Linked DNA regions of Mus musculus: region 1 is linked to region 2. A link is a loop called in an ENCODE intact Hi-C map of the cell type or tissue named here. Cell type or tissue: heart. All regions are shown on one strand.

Evidence for each region. A loop is a pair of places that touch in the nucleus more often than their neighbours do. Peaks named below come from ENCODE experiments on the same cell type or tissue, not always from the same donor. Only the 100,000 strongest peaks of a DNase experiment are listed, where the experiment ranks them.
Region 1: it touches region 2 in a loop (3.0-fold over the local background); 8 of 42 quality-filtered maps call a loop at or near these places.

The regions. Positions count from the first base shown.
Region 1 is chr2:27,754,976-27,762,975 of GRCm38, forward strand. It overlaps Rxra (retinoid X receptor alpha), which reads left to right. Exons shown (of 10, transcript NM_011305.3): 8 at 1,224-1,315; 9 at 2,786-2,891; 10 at 4,566-8,000. The coding sequence ends at 4,713. Among named protein-coding and RNA genes, the nearest start is that of Gm39777, 79 kb to the right of the region's middle. In heart, no CTCF peak of the experiment used is centred here; DNase peaks (open chromatin) are centred at 3,606, 4,276, 4,656, 7,726 and 2 weaker places; H3K27ac peaks cover 1,832 bases; H3K27me3 peaks cover 4,301 bases.
Region 2 is chr2:27,695,992-27,703,991 of GRCm38, forward strand. The region is part of intron 1 of Rxra (retinoid X receptor alpha); the gene reads left to right. Among named protein-coding and RNA genes, the nearest start is that of Rxra, 23 kb to the left of the region's middle. In heart, a CTCF peak has its summit at 3,636 (motif pointing right); DNase peaks (open chromatin) are centred at 2,427, 3,740 and 6,560; H3K4me3 peaks cover 616 bases; H3K27ac peaks cover 3,182 bases.

The DNA of each region.
Region 1 (8,000 bases), 59 kb after region 2:
TTTTAGAAACATGCTCAAAGGAGCAGGCTGCCTGGAGTGCAGCCACATGCAGAGGCCACCTGGCCCCAGCCAGTTACGCTCCTGCAATGCCTGTCTTATATGCCTACCAGGTGAGGGACTGTGACTGCCTGTTTTATGTCTGGATGCCCAGCCTTCGTATATAGGCTAAGGGCCTGTGCCAGACCTCAGTGTTCTGGGGCCCTGGATGCCAGTCTCTGCCAGCTGAAGTTGGGGGCGCTGGGGCTGGTGCATAAGGCAGTGAGTGGGAATGAGCAGGCCCATAAGAAGAAGTGGGGTAGGGGCGAAGCAGGCGAGTCCCTGAGCTCCTGAAATTGGAGGTGAGCAGAGCCACCCACCAGTGCTCCGGGATAGCAAGGACAGTACACAGGCTGAGTTCTTCCCAGGGAAAGGCCAGCTGGAGCACACAGGCAGGTAAATGCTAACCTCAGCTCAGTACCAGGCTCTGTGCGGCAAGCCCTTGACAAGCTAACTTACAGGGCCACTCCGCAGGGGAAGGTATTGGAGCTTAGCCTATGGGGTCTGATTTTGGGAAATGTGAAGTGACAGTTCTGGGGGCTTGATGCTTTTATCTTCTGGGGACGCGAAGTGCTAGTTGGAGAGGCCCTCGCTTATCCTTGCTGTCAAAGCGAGTGGACTGTGAAGTCTGATTCTTGGTGGCAGGGCTCCTCCTTGCCGCTGAGGTCAGAGAGACTCTGGTTCAGGTGGCTGACGGCAGAGTGGAGCCTAGGATTCTTCCAGACTCCGTACATGTTGAATGGGCTAAGGACACTTGAAGGTCCTTTGGAGGGGTCCCTATCTTGCTGAGGAAGCTATGTGATATCTGCTGATGAAAAATGACTCCCACCAAGAGGCTTTGTCCCAGGGAAAAGTCTAACCTGGAGCTAAAAGAAACAGCTCTGAGTGCAGGGCGACCTTGACTAGCCACGAAGTGGGAGGTCTCGTCTCAGCTCTCCTTGGCTTATCAATCTTGGGGTTCCTCCTCTGGTCTCAGATTCCCAGAATGCACTGGGGGAGTGGAGGACCCCATCTTCCACAGGACTGTGAGGTCACATTGATGCTCACTTCCTGTGGACTTGGCCAGGCCCAGAGCTTTCAGTCATTCTCGGTCCGTCCTGGGCTTCACGCGTCCAGTGGATCCTCCTCGGTGGGGCTCTGGTGAGGATGTGTCTAATGTGGACTTTGGCACCTGCCTTTTCCTGCAGGGTGCTAACAGAGCTGGTGTCTAAGATGCGTGACATGCAGATGGACAAGACGGAGCTGGGCTGCCTGCGAGCCATTGTCCTGTTCAACCCTGGTACGGTCCTCCTGCCTCCCACCTGGCCAAGAGCATGCGAGTCTTCCCAGCTGCTCTGCGCCATGCTTTGACCTTCAGGGCCCAGTGTCCACATTACAACAGACACCAATCTCCTGCCTCCACTTGTCTGGAGATGTAATGGAGAGGCTCAAGTGGCACTCTATGCGGCCAGAGTAGGCACTTGACATTAGTGCTCTCCAGCTGAGCCTCGTGGGCTCTGCTGTCCACAGTGGTCTAGTGTTAGAGTGAGCTCCCAGGATGGGGTTGGTGGTCAGTTGGTCAGTCCATCTTGTTAGGTGTCCTGAGGGTAGCTAACTTGTCTCAGGCCTTGGCTTCAAGGATATTTGGGGACAGGGCAGAGCAGCCTCTTGAGGACAGCAAATCTTTTTGGTAGCTCTGGAGCTGCAGTGTTCAGGGCCTCCAAGCTGTTGCTGTCACAGAGGCCGAGACTGTCTTCTGTGTGGGAGGCTGTGGTGTGAAGAGTGGCCCAGGCCTGTGCTCACAGCACTGGGTTGGTGGCAGATGCCACTGGTGGCCAGTCCACATGGTGATGGGAGCACACAACTGAGAGCGTGGAATTCTTCCTGGGGAGAAATTCAGGGATTCAAGAGATGGCTGTGGGCTTGTGGGTGGCTCTGACTAGGCTCCAGGAAGCCGCGGAGGCTGGAGCACTCGCTGCCGCAGGGTATGCATGGGCTTCTGTATTTGAAAGTCCATCCTTGTCTGCCAGGGGAGGGGTTGAATATGGGTTGGAAGCTTGGCTGACGGGGCTCACCAGCCCTGCACATGGTGAGTAGAAAATATGGGGGGACAGGGATATAGGCTTCTACCCCAGATAGCTCATTCCTGAGCCAACCTGATAGTTTCTCAGGTTAGGTCTGAGTGGTCTGGCTGGAGGCATGGTGAACCAGGGAGGCCTCAGCTGGGGCTCCGAGGGATAGGGAGGGACTGTCAGGGACTAGATCAGTTGAAGGTGTCTTGTGTATTCTAAAGAGCTCCCAGACCCCAAAGTGCCCTCAGCATTCTTACTGGTACACTGTGCCCTGATGGTGTTAATGACTATGGCTGTGGTTTTTCTCTAGCCTGTATTGTGGCCAGTGTTTAGGCGCTGAGGAGGGGTCTCCTGGCTCATGGTATGGGGAGATCCTCAGGGAAGGGCTTACAGCTTTCTTCCTGTCATTGGGACCAGGCCCAAGGGCAGTGAGAGGATTGGTTATCTCTCATGACCACCTGGAGAAAGATGGGGAAACTAAGTCCCTGAATGACAAGGTACTGGTTTAAGGTCACTTGACTTTCAAGTGGCCGAATGGAGACATAATATGACTCTAGAACACCCATCCTCCTGGTCTGGGAGCTATGGGTCTGCAGGGCAGCCATATCTAGTTGTGTAGCATGCACACTCTCTGCTATGCTTGCATGTGGATAGGAGATAGTCTGGGGGCTCTGACCTGAGGCTATTTTTCTCTACAGACTCTAAGGGGCTCTCAAACCCTGCTGAGGTGGAGGCGTTGAGGGAGAAGGTGTATGCGTCACTAGAAGCGTACTGCAAACACAAGTACCCTGAGCAGCCGGGCAGGTGAGCCCCGCCTCCATCTTGGACAGCCCCCTGCCTCTACCCTTGGGCTCAGCCACACATCTCCAAAGCCCTCTGTATGCCACAAAACAATGGTGTCCTCCTTAAACCAGCCTGGGGTGCTTTTCAGGCTTTGAGCAGGAGCTAGGCAGCCCTTGGACTCATGAGCTCTGAGGACTACCCACTTCCCCCTATACCCAGTTGAGATAATTGATCCATTTCTTAGTGCACAGTAGGTCCTTGCTATTTACGAGTATGAAGCCTTATGTTCTTCACCTGTTACGTGACCTGGAAATGCCAGCACAGCGTAGGTGCTGTACAGTTGTGCATAATACGTGGCTGAGACTGGAGAACACATTCTTTCTGCTGGCCTAAGGAAGACTGGCATCTAGTCATGTTCAGTGCTGGGTGCACAGTCTAGTGTTAGGCACACAGTAGGTGTCCAGGAGAAATGGTGTTTTCCAAGGATTCAGTTCTGCTTCTTCTTGCAGTCTCCCAGTGTGCAGGCTAGGTGTGAGTGGAATAGTGGAAGACCGGGGAGATGGGCACACTAACCAATCTCGTTGCCTGGCACACACATGGTTAACTGTCCACACTGCTGTTTAGCCCTCATCTGGTTTGGTTTAAAGTGAAACTTCCCGGAGGAGGACAGGAGGGTGGCAGCGGCTTGTTTTTCCTGGCTTCCTGCCTTAGCCCATCTCGCCAGCTCAGCAGAAAACAGCCTGTTCTCTGGCACCTCTCCAGCCTCCAAGCTACGCTTGTGCCTTTAAACTGAGGACTGCGGGGCAGCCAGCCACAAGGCTTCCTCCCTGGAAATGAAAGACATTGTTAATAATTAATGAGGCCCAGAGCCCCCTCCAGTATATAGGGAGGCCCTGAGCAGACACAGAGGTCACACGTGGGACCCCAGGTCCTGTCCCCACACCACACTGTCCTCTCTTGTCTGTCCACCTTCCATGAGTTCTCAGATTCCTTTCCCATGCCTATCGGTCTTTTGCCCAGGAAACATTCCAGGGGTAAAGGAACCCAAAGGCCTCTGCGGTCCTCTCCAGGGAGGTGCTCCTGCTGAAGCAGGGGATCTCCCAGCTCACTGCTGGCTCCACTGTCAGTCACCCCGAGTACCATGCGTGTGACTGACTACCAGTCAGGCTGCCCACAGAGCTTCCTGGTGCCTCTTCCTAGGACATGCCCCACTGCCTCTAGCGAGACAGCCGCTCTTGCAGAGGCCTCTCCGATGCACAAAACATGTTCATGCTCTTACCTGCCGAAATTTCTATCAAGGCTCCCCGTTGCCCGTGGAGCAAGCCCACACTCGTAACTGCTCTCCCAACCCCTGCCAGGCCTGTCCTGGCCGACAGTAGTCAAGCATTGGCTCTTCCTTTCATTTTAGGATCTTGATGCAACTCAGCCTGCTGCACCCCTGCCGCACCCCCACTCCACCCCTGCCACTCCTCTGCCCCTTGTGCTCTTTTGTCTCCAAGGAGCCTCCTTTCTCTAGTCCCCACTTCTTCCTGGAGCATCAGTTTAGGCAGTTTCCTCTGCAGACCAGGTTCTGGTCCCAGGCACTGGGCTTGGCTGGTCTCCGGGGAAGTTACAAGTCACCAGGTAGAGCAGGGAGCACTCCGAGGGGAGCATTCCCTGCCTCCTGGCCTGTCCTTACTCTCTCCTGTCCTGCAGGTTTGCCAAGCTGCTGCTCCGCCTGCCTGCACTGCGTTCCATCGGGCTCAAGTGCCTGGAGCACCTGTTCTTCTTCAAGCTCATCGGGGACACGCCCATCGACACCTTCCTCATGGAGATGCTGGAGGCACCACATCAAGCCACCTAGGCCCCCGCCGCCGTGTGCCGGTCCCGTGCCCTGCCTGGACACAGCTGCTCAGCTCCAGCCCTGCCCCTGCCCTTTCTGATGGCCCGTGTGGATCTTTGGGGTGCAGTGTCCTTATGGGCCCAAAAGATGCATCACCATCCTCGCCATCTTTACTCATGCTTGCCTTTGGCCCAGGGCCATAGCAGAGCTGGTGTGACACCTGGCCAGCTCCTGCCCTACATCAGGCTCTAAGGCTATGCTGCTGTCACCCCGAGGGTCGTGGGGTTCGTCATGGGGCCTTCAGCACCTGGAGCTGCAAGAGCTGGGAAAAGGGCTTGTTCTGGTTGCTGGTTGCTGTCGCTGGTTCTCGACATCCCACATGGCACCTCTGTTTGGAGTGCCCCATCTTGGCCTGTTCAGAGTCCTGGTACCCAGTTAGGGTGGGAATCCACCTGGGATCAAGAAGGAGCAGGTGGGGCAGGCCGTATCCTCCTGGGTCATAGCTAACCTATAAAGCCTCTTTCCAAAGATGCCCTGAGATATCACTCCAAGCAGGATTCTGGGACCACCTTGAGGCTGCGTGGGCTGGAGGTCCTCTGTCATGTCCCCCAGTTGACCAGTTCCTTTTTATGTCATCGTCCCTCTTCATGTCTCACCAATCCAGGGTTAGCCAACTATAGTAGCCTGGCTTTTCCCTATCACAGATCTTCCTTTCTGGTCTTCAAGATGGCACCACCAATCATCCTGGAGGGCTGCCCTGGCTCACGTAGAGTGGGGTTTCCACTTCAGTGGTCCTGTGGGACACTGGGCATCCTGAGGCTCAGGGAGGAGAGGAGGGCTGTTGTCTGGTTTTGGGGAAGGTGGCCTGAGGGACTTGGAGCTGAACCATGAAGGCATGGCAGGTGGCTGTCCTGGTGTGACTGAGTCAACAGGCTCTGTGTGGGACTCTAGCATGGGCCCTTTCTCGGACTGGCCACTTCTGTTAGAATCCTGACAGACAGGGACTTTCTGGGACTTCTTTTGGAATGGTGGTGTCTGTGGACAGTGTTTGCTCAGAATCTGACCCAATGGTTCTGTCATGCCTGCTCAGGTGGCTGGCTGCAGACTCAGGCTTCAGCCCTGTCCCATGTGGCTCTTGAGTGTGCCTCTCCAGTTGACCAGCCTTGTTTGCACTGTGGAGCCTCCTTGGGTGTCAGTCTTCATGATCTAGTCTCAGACTCCAGGGCCCAGGCTTGTCAGGAGCAGGTGCCTTAGTGGGTGTGGCCATACTGCCTCCCCTGTAGCTGGTCTCCCATGAGGTAGGAGGGAGAAGGTCCTCACAAAACAGACCACCTAGGGGATTGGACCTAGAGGTGGTGGGTGGGAGGGTCCAGTTTCCTGGGCTCTGCGGGGAAGGACACATTGCTTTTCCATCTTTTCAAAATCCTAAACCATAACCGGCAGAGGCACCCATAAAAGATTCCAGAAACATCTTCCCTGTATCCCTTCTCTCCATGTAGTGGCATGGGAGCTGACCGTGGAGACAGCACGGTTCCCAGGACCCGCTGGCTGCCCCTTTCCTAGGCTTTGCTAGAAAATCCGTACAGCCTTTGGGGCTAGTAGCATCAGGCGGAGGAGCGGATTCCCTAGTCCATACCCAGCACCGTGCCTTCTGCAGACCCCCCTCTTCCATTGTTCATGCCAGCCCCATTCCACACTGTACCCTGTCCCTCTGAGCCACAGAGAATGCACAGTGGCTCCAGCAGAGGAAGTCCTGGGGCTGAGCCATGTCTGGGCTTGGCTGGCTGTCAGGCACTGGGGCCTTGGCCGAAAGCCCCACTGGCCCACATAGCCTTACCTGCCACTGCTTGTCACTATAGATTCCCTGGTGAGCTTCCTGCTCCTTTGGCCTCATTGTCACTGTCATGGGGGCAGTGTTGCTTGTTTGCAATGGTGGTGTGGGCGTGGTGTCACTAAGGAGAAAATTGGAGCTTCATTTAACCAGACCTTCAGTCGTGTTACCAATTTGGCTCAATTAAGGTGATTGTAATTATTATTGTTATTATTTTGGTGGAACAATCTTTAATTTTCTAAAGATAGCTCTAACATCAGCTCATTAGCCACCCTGCGCCCATCCCCACCTCAACCTGATTGGATTGTTGCCACCAATGGTCATGTGACTTCCACATTGCAGCTTCTGGGCCATATTCCTCATGTGTGTCACCACCCTGCTTGGAGATTCATCTGGGGCTCCTGTGGCCGAGAAACGAAGATGACCACAGGGCCTGTGGCAGCTGCTGGCCTGTGTCACCCTGAAACAGTCACTGGGGGAATTTGGCCCCCACGCCCTCAATTTTCCAAATTACAGCATCCCCAGGATCCTGGGCAACTTGGTGACAGTGCCAAGAGACACCCAGCCCCCCTCCCCTGGCATCCCAGGATACCTGGCGAAAGCAGGCAACCAATGGCTAGTCATCTGCTGTCCCCGTTGTAGAACTGGGGCTTGTGACCGGGTCTCCATGCACACGTGTATGGTGTGAACACATGTGCTATACAGAGACTGCCCACTGACGACGGGAGATGCGGCACAGTTACTGGTGTTTTGTGTTCTTTTTAATCAAGACTTTCCCATTTTCCTGTACATTTGCTTCTCGTGAGCAAGGACCTGAGGTCCCCTTCTGTGGGGAAGTCGGGCTCTGGGGACTCTCTGGAGGCAGGGGATGCATCTATTTTCAGATGCTTCAGGGCTGGAGTGCCCTGAACTCTAGCCATGCCTTAGCTGGGATGTGCGGCCACCATGGGGAGGAGGCCGCGTCCGCAGGGAGTAAAGATAGAGGAATGTTTAACGCACCGGGAAGGGTAAATGAATCTATTTTTGTACAAATGTAATTTTATCCCTCATGTAAACTGGATGGCATGGTGGGGGACCTATTTTGTTTCTGCTTTGAGTGTCAAAAACTGTTGGGACACCCTGACGCTGAGACAGCAGAGGAGGCGCTTACCAGGCGGCTGAAGGCGTGAGAACAGCACAGACAGACACTTCCTTCGGTGGGAGGGGGGCCGCACGGGCAGGGTTTCCTTCCCCTTCTTGGTGATTTGAACAGCCCTGCTCTGTCCTCGGTGCCTGCCTGCCTGCCTGCCTGCCGGCCTCTGACTGTGAACTGACTCCCCACGGAACTACTCACTGGGACATTGTGGTGCAGACGCCGGGGGGTTGATGAACAGCAGTCTCAGGATTATAGAAAAGAAACAACAACATGAGAGGAGAGACAAATATGAGCGTTTCAAAATATATCTCCATTCGGTTCTCATCTGTCCTGTGTTGGGGA
Region 2 (8,000 bases):
GGACATTTTGATGACCTAACTGGGGGATTAAAGTGGGCACTGCCATTGTAGTATGATAAGTCTTGGATAAGTGGCTAGGTGCTGACTCTCAGTAAACACAGGGCAATTGCCTAGAAAGGTCCCTGGAGACGGACATTGGCCACTTGTGTGAGCTGCCAATTTGAGAGCCATCATTCTTAGGTTGGTCTGATCTCTGAGAAGATGAGTGGCCAACACACAGATGAGGTTTTAGCTGAACCCAAGTGACCACCTCACTGTCCACTGAGGGGGCTCCCTAGCTCCTGCCTGGTTTATCTGGCTACGTCTGCCATCTTTTCTGTTGATGCCACTGGGTGCCCTGTGCCTGATGTGCTGGATACTGAGACTGGGCCTGTTGGGCCAGGTCGTAGTCCCAAGGAGAGCTGATTTTCAGTCGTAGCTCAAACCTCCAGCCTCCCCAGCCCTGGACTCTTTCCTAGCTTGTAGTCAGTAGGCTCCCACAGGACCCTCACTGTACGCTATGTGAATAGAAGCTGTAGTGAAGCTCTGGAAGGAGCAGGTGCCACTTAGTTGTGGGAAAGGCTGGTTCCTGCTGAGGATATTGGCCAGTAGAGCATGTTTACTCCCTAGGGAAGGAAGTGGGCTACCTTGTTTCACTCAGCCCACTGGAGCCTCTCCCTGGGGAAGATCTGGCTGGCCATGCAGACACCACTTTCCCAGTGCCTCCCATTACCTTAGCTGCCCTTGCCTTACCATGGCACTTGCATGTTGCCAGTGGTCTAGCCTTGGATAGCTTTGGGAAGGGACAATTTGATCTGGGTGGCAGGCTTGGCTGGGGTTGGTAGAAGAAAAACTGACATCCAAAGGGAGCTGGAGGAATAGACAGGAAGATACTGGTGTTAAGGAAGCCTGGCTGGAGGAAGAGAGCCCAGCTGGTGATCCTGGTTAGCTGTTTTGGCAAGGCCGATAGCCTGTTTCTGTGGAATAGAGTGTTTGATAGATACCTTTGGTTGCAAACCTTAGTGGTGCCAGGGAAGGTTGATGGCTCCAGATGCTTGCTAGTGCTAGTACAGAATTGCGTGTGGATTTGGGCCCATCATCTTGGGGTTGGAAGCAGGGCTGCCATGGTGTTGTGACTTCCCACGGGTTGTCCCCTGTACAGGTGACATCCAGCTTTGGGCTGGGTCCTATGGGCGCCTGCCAACTTGCCTCGAGGTGTGCATGCTCCCTTCCCTTAGAAGTGTAGCTCTACATCTCAATTCTCTGGTGCTGAGTCTGCAGTGTGATGTCCCTCAGGGAGGCTTAACAGAGGAGGAACAGAGCCTGGCTGGCTGGGGAGGTAGGCAGAGTGGATTCAGGCCACTCTTGAGTAGAAGTGGTGAGCGCTACTCATTGTGCCTTTAGTACTTCCCTCTGCTTTTGGCCTGCTGACTCCTGTCCCCATTCCTGTCCTGTTCTCCCTTCCCTGGACCCCTTACTCATTGCTTCTGCTCAGAGCTTGATCAGCTCCAGGGTCAGGGAAAGCTGGTCTACCAGATGGCTGGGCAGGCACATTGGGCCAGCAGCATTAGGCTGCATCATTTAGAGAGTGTTTGATTAACTGGCCTGTCTGGAACAGGCTGGGCAGCTGGGCAACATCAGCCCCCTCTCTATACTGGGTGTGGAAACCACAGAGGATAGAAGATCCGGCCTCAGGGAGCCCTTGGGCTGCTGCTGCACAATGATGCATCTCATGCAACATTGACTTTGCTCCCCCGTCCCCAACTCCTCAGTGGTGTCTATTGGCAACCCCTTGACCACCTTGAGCCTCAGTTTCCCCTTCTGTAAGGGCAGAATTACTCTTTATTTGGAGGTGATAGCTTAGAGTCTGATACATATGACAACATCAACCCTGGTGGTGTTTTGATGTCTATGTCCTGTTGGGACTGCCAGAGTTCTTCCTGTGGTTTCTAGTAGTGTTTTCCCCTGAGTGGACCTCGTGGTCCAGCCAGTGCCACATGGAGGACGGGTTGCAGCCTATGTGCTCCACCTGAGCTCACTAGTGAATCAGCATGGGGGTGAAGGTACCTGCTGAGTGGAGCCCCCTGGCCAGGTAACCTTTCTGGGAGCAGTCTGGCTGTGTGGTCTAGAGCCATCCATCCAACAGGACATTTTCTTGGTTGAGAGGCAGAAATGGGAGCAGATGGGAGGTAGGCTCTGCTTTCACGCCTGGCATGAAGAGATTCAACGAGAGGCTGAGGGGTTGAGCTGGGGCCCTGTCCCTGTTCCTGTTCTGGTGAGTGTCGTGGTCCTCTCTGCACTTTGGTTCTGGTGGCTATCGGAGCCAGCGTCCAGCTGGGCTGACAGTGGTTTTGGATGGACTTGGCTTGGCTGGCACTGCCAGGGCCTGCATGTTATCTGCATGTATGTGACCAGGCCCCTGAGCCTATCAGTGTAAACAGTTTTCTCTTCACTATCTCAGGGTCATTGCCTCTAAGCCCACCTTGCTGGGCTTTGTGCAGACATGTGTAGCCTTGAGGTGTAAAGGACCAGCTATGGAGAGGTGTTAGCACCGGTGGACCCTGAGCTCTCAGTACTTTGCTTGGGAAATTAGCATGCTAGAAACCTGATTGCTATAGGTAGGACTTAACATATGAAACTCAGACAGACAAGTATCAAGATGGGCCGGGAGACCTGGTGGGTGTCACTGGGGCATGTAGTCCCTCTGGGCTGAAGTCTTCTACTTGCACAGAGCAGATATTGTTGGGGAGCACGGAAAGACCTGAGCTAAGAGTGGGACGGTAGCATGGGGTATGGGACAAATATGTCGTGGTAGCTGAGCAGGCCAGTTTTGAGCTGCTACCCATGTGGGTTCTCCATCTTCCTGACCACCTGACCCCATCATCCTAACTCGGTATCTTACCAACATGGGGAGTCTGGAGAGGGCAGTGATCCATGCCTCAGGGAAACGCAATCCTTTTGTGGCCCCTGAATATTTCATCAGCAGATTAAAAATTGAAGCTATGCAGTCCCTCTCTCCTCTGGGAGGGTGGGGGAGGGGCTTGCACTCTGTCTCAGGCGGGTTTGCGTATTTTTCTTGGTAATGGAGCCGTGTCAATTAGAAAATGACATTGCTGTTTAAAATGTCGTTCTGGGGCCCTCTTTAATTAAGGCCAAGATGGAATAACCAATCTGTTGCCGTGAATGAAATTTTAAACATCAGAATGAGAGGTGGTGACGTGGAATGGGTTTTGTCACAGAGTGGGTGCAAAGCCATGGGTGATGGATGGAGGCTGTGGCCTGGTGCAGGCTGCACTAGTTGTGTGTGTGTGTGTGTGTGTGTGTGTGTGTGTGTGTGTGTCTGCCTGTCTGCCTGTCTGTAAGGAAGAGTGTTGTTGAGACTGATACTAATAAGTCCAGTGGGGAGGGCAAACTGGCTCTGGCTCTTAGGAGCTTAAATTTGATAGGTGTGTGGAAAACCCTGGGGGACGGTGTGTAGGGGGTGGCAGAGAAGGCCAGGGAGGGATTAGTCTCTAGGTAGCTTTTTAGAATCTGAAGGATAAGATTGGGAAAGGGCTGCATTGGGGCCCTGGGTGCCTGTAAGGCACTGTGATGGGAGGGTCATAGGTTTTAATTTAACTCTCGTGAGCAGGGGCTCCACTCCAGGCCCCCAGATGGCGGCACAGGACCTGGCTGGATTGCCTTGTCTTCCTTGCCTAGCCCCTGTCCAGCAGCAGGCAGAGTGGCCACTTGCCAAGGCAGCAGGCCGTGTGAGGGGAAGTGTCTGGGCCTCCCGGCCTCCTGCTGCTCTGTGCTCAGAGCTGGCCAATGCTTGTTTTGCTTTGGCGGGGCCAAGCTCACCCTGGCTGCATCCTGCAGCTCCCAGGACGTGGGCTTGACTCTGGAGTCAGCTTCCCTGGTGATACAGTAAGCAGCTGCCAGGACTGACAGAGAGGGAGAGTGTGAGGGCTAGGCCCCACAGCATACAATGTGGCTTTGGCTTTGTGGCTGCCGGCTGGCCCTGTTTGTACCCATACTCCTGTGTGGTCAGCTGGGAACTCGGAAGCCTGCCTCCCTTCGGGGACATGAAGGACTCTCATCCCTTCTCTGGGTTGGATCAGCCAGCTTTGCAGACCTTGGCTCTTCCTTCCACCTTGCTTGGCAGGAGGAGGTCCGTCCCTCAGTCGTACTTTCCCCTTGGGGACACTCAGCCCTTCTCCTGAGGCCTGCTCTGAATGGCGGGCCAATGGCTCCTGGAGTACAGGTGGAGGACAAGCAGCTTAGATCTTCTATGTGTCTGGAGAGTTGGGGCACAGGGTTCTCATGTGACTGGGAGAGGTGGCTGGGGTTTCTGGCCTGAAGAAAAAGACAGTATTTAAGTTTTATGAGAACAGACACAGCATTGAACAGCGTGGCTGGGGAGGATATGTGTTGATCTTCTTAAATAGATGTGAAGGGCTGCTGGGTCCTGCTCAGCAATCTTCCCAAAGTAGAATTTGAATTTCTGATGGTTTTTGATTGTGTGAGTCCTCTGGGCAAGTGAGGTGGAGAGAGGAGACTCTGGTGGCTTGGGCTGTGTGTGCATGTGTGTGCTGCATCACTGTGTATGGCAAACTGCCTCGTGTGGCCCAGTCACAAGTGCTCCTCACTCCAACCCTTAGTTGCTTCTAAGAGGTGCTTGGTACCCCTGTGTCCATGTGGGCCACTCAGAACATTCTCAATGTGGTAGTCTGTGCATAGCTCCCTTTCTTGAGGTAGGGAAGATGATACTAAGACTCGTTTGTACCGTTTACTCTCCTCCAGGATAGGAGGACTAAAATGTTTCAGCATAGGGCTACCAGGCATCTGGCATGGGGGTGGAGTTGGGGGCCCAGTGGTGCCTTTGAGATGTGGTTCATTGTTGGGTCTGAGGCTACACCTATGTGGGATCCAGGAGACTCAAGACAGCTCAGAACACCTATATAAGTCTCCCTGGGAACAATTATGGAAAATGACCTGGAGATGCTGTGAATTGGGGCTGGGGCATGTGAGGGGTGCTGCTGTGGAGAGCTATGGACCAGGATGCCTGTTCACTGGGCTCAACACTGATTGTGGAAGGCTACATTGATGATATTTGCTGTAGAAGAGCTATGCAGGCTGCAATCTCTTTTGGCAGATATCCTGGGGCCTTCCACTTCAGGGATGGCAGCTCTCTTTCTCCATCATGTTTGTAGTTCTTGTTGATGCCACGTCACAGGCCATTATGCTATTGAGCAGTTCAGCGGTGTTGAGTGACCATGCCCCCAAGGGCCGTGGCATAGCTTGTCTGGCTAAGTAGCTCTTTCTGCTTTCTCTGTCTTCAGCATTATTTAAGGTGCTTTGGGTTTCTTGCACCCAGGCCATTGTCCAGTCTATATGGACAGTAGTATTGGGACAGGGCCTGGCACTAGGCCATTCTCTCTTTTGGGTGCCCCTGCTGTGCTGAGCTCAGCGGGGAGCTCACCTTCTCTGTTGCTGCTCATAGGCCCAAGTCTGGGACAGACTTTCCCTCACAATCGTCAGACCACAGCTATCATCAGGGGGGTGTGCATAGCTTTTTCCTGGATAGAGAACCCCTTGGCTTCCATCCCAAGGTGGATGTGGGGGACAGAGGAGCTAAGAGGCTACCAGCAACTTCTGTTGGCATTAAGGGTCCTGCCTTGGAATTCTGCAATTCAAAGAGCTCTGCTCTAGTTCCCAGGGCTGAGATAATAGACAGACTTTGAGATTTGTAGCAGAGGTTAGCCCCTGTAACCCTGCAGGCAGGAGCCCAACATCCCTGTGCATCTCGTGGGCACCATCTGGGTACAGAGAGCAGGGTATGCTGGAAGGCAGGAGGACAGGGCCTGTGTTGTGAGAGATTTCCCTCTGTCTCTATTTTTCTCCCACAGGTCCCTAGCCACCTAGGGAGATGCAAGCCCAAGTGTATAGAGTCTGTTATGGACCCTGCATCTGCCAGTATTGCCCTGTGGGCCATGGCTATGTTGGAGCATCCTTTTTGTGTGAGAACTCACCCACTGGCTGGCCTCCCATAGTAGAACTGAGTTCTAGCTGTCTCCCTGTCAGTCACTCATAGCAGGTCAGGGAGGTATGGGGCAGATCCCTGGCCATTCCCAGCCCCATGTTCCTGGCCTGCTGTGCCCTCTTGAGAGCTGGGAGGTGAATGACTTACAGCCATATGCTGCTCACTCGGAGACTGCCTAGCCTGGCCTTGCTGCTGCTCTTTTGTTCAGTTTTTTTTTCTCCTTTGTGCTCCACTTTGTAAAACTGAGGTGGGAAGGGAAAGGCTTGCCTATGTCCAGAATACAGGGGCAGCCGGGACCAAATGGATGACACTGTGGTTGCCCAAAGATTTCTGAGGCCTAGAACTGTGGAACTGTGGGACCCTGCTAAGGGAGGGGAAGTCCTCTCCCAAAGTATTCCCCTAGTCTAGCAGGGCTGGAGAGTCAGGTAGCCTGCCCTCCTCATTGTGCAACCCGCAGCTGGCCTGGGGAGCTCCTCCCAGCCTAGGCTCACCCTGCCCTGGAGTCTGCGTTCTTTGGAAACCATCCTGGCACCACCTTCCAGTGGAGCAGAGGCTTAGAGGAGGCTGGGGGCTGCTCCCAGGCAGGGGTGGGGTAGCTCTTGCTCTTAGATGGTGGCAGGGCCCCAACCCTTTCTGTAGCATCCAAGGCTGTGCTGTAGGGCTGTCCTTATGGGTCAGTCCAGCCTCCTTGCCCTGGTGACCTGGAAAAGCAGGAAGCCTGAGCCCTGCTTCCTCTGGCTCCACCTCCTTGGTATCCTAGCCCCGACACTTGTGTGGGAGGAGACTCTCAGGTGGTAGAGGGACTCAGGGGTCTTGGCAAATGTCTTCACTGCCATATTGAGCCATCTCTCAATAGTGAGATAATAAGGGGGGAGTTACCACCCAGTTGGATTTTGGCTTTGGTGGGAGTCATTCAGCTTGCTAGCCAGGTTCTGCAGTGAGGCTACATTTGTGTGGACCTGTGGGACAATGTATTTAGAGCCATCATCGATCATTGCATCCTGACACTGGAGGATGGGAGAACCCATGACTTGCCAGAGCTGTGCCTTCCCCAGTGATGGTCTTGCTTAGTGAGCTCTGATGGTGTGCTTGCTGTGTCATACAGGGGAGGGTGGGAATCTGGCCTCATTGATGGCCCTTATGGGCCTTGATGTTGGGAAAGGGTAGTTTTCCCAGGTAGGGGCAGCCCTGCCCAGGCTCAGCCTGCTTGGGGTCCTACTTAGCCACCACCCTTGATGGCTCTGATAGGCTATCTCCTCTGGGCCTTCTCACCCTACCCATCTGCCCTGAGCCTGGCACCCCCAGGAAGCTTGAGGCCCCGAGTGGGCAGAGAAGTATGAAGGCACAGCCAAAGTAGAAACAAAGCAAAGCTGAGGCAGCCACGCCCGAGCACACCCCCAACCCCCAGCCCACACCAGCCCCTGCAGCTCCTTATCTGCCGTCTGCAGGCCTGTGGCAATCGCCTGCTCTGTGTGGTTGAGAAATGCGATGAGCAGATAGCCTCTGGGTGTCAGGGCGGTTGGACAGGTTTGGTACCTGCCTGTGGTGAGAGCCATTCCAGAGCCAGGGAGAAACCTGGCCAGAGTTCACTGCGCAATGTGCAGGCGGCTGCAGCCTCAGGCAACCACAGCCTCTGTCTGTTGCCCAGGCCCTGGATCCTGGGAAAGGGAGCTTTGGGGTCCAGGGCTGGGACTATCAGGCTGGGTCATCAGGCCCTTCCTGGACCTCAGTTTTCTCATCTGTTCCACATGGACATCAGAAGTGTCCATTACGTTAATGACACTTTGAACTTTGTGTTCACAAGGATTCTCCTTAATGTGGTGTCCCCAAAGAAGTGACCTGTGGGGCTGTGTCAGGGTGGACTCCTAGGCTGTAGACTGCCAGTGCTGTTCCTGACCAGGAATGTCAGCTCCGAGCTGGGGAATGTGTATTCTTCCTAACCAGAAGTCAGATTCTGTTAGCCAGAATCTTCTAGAACAATAGTGTATAGCAGAAGTGG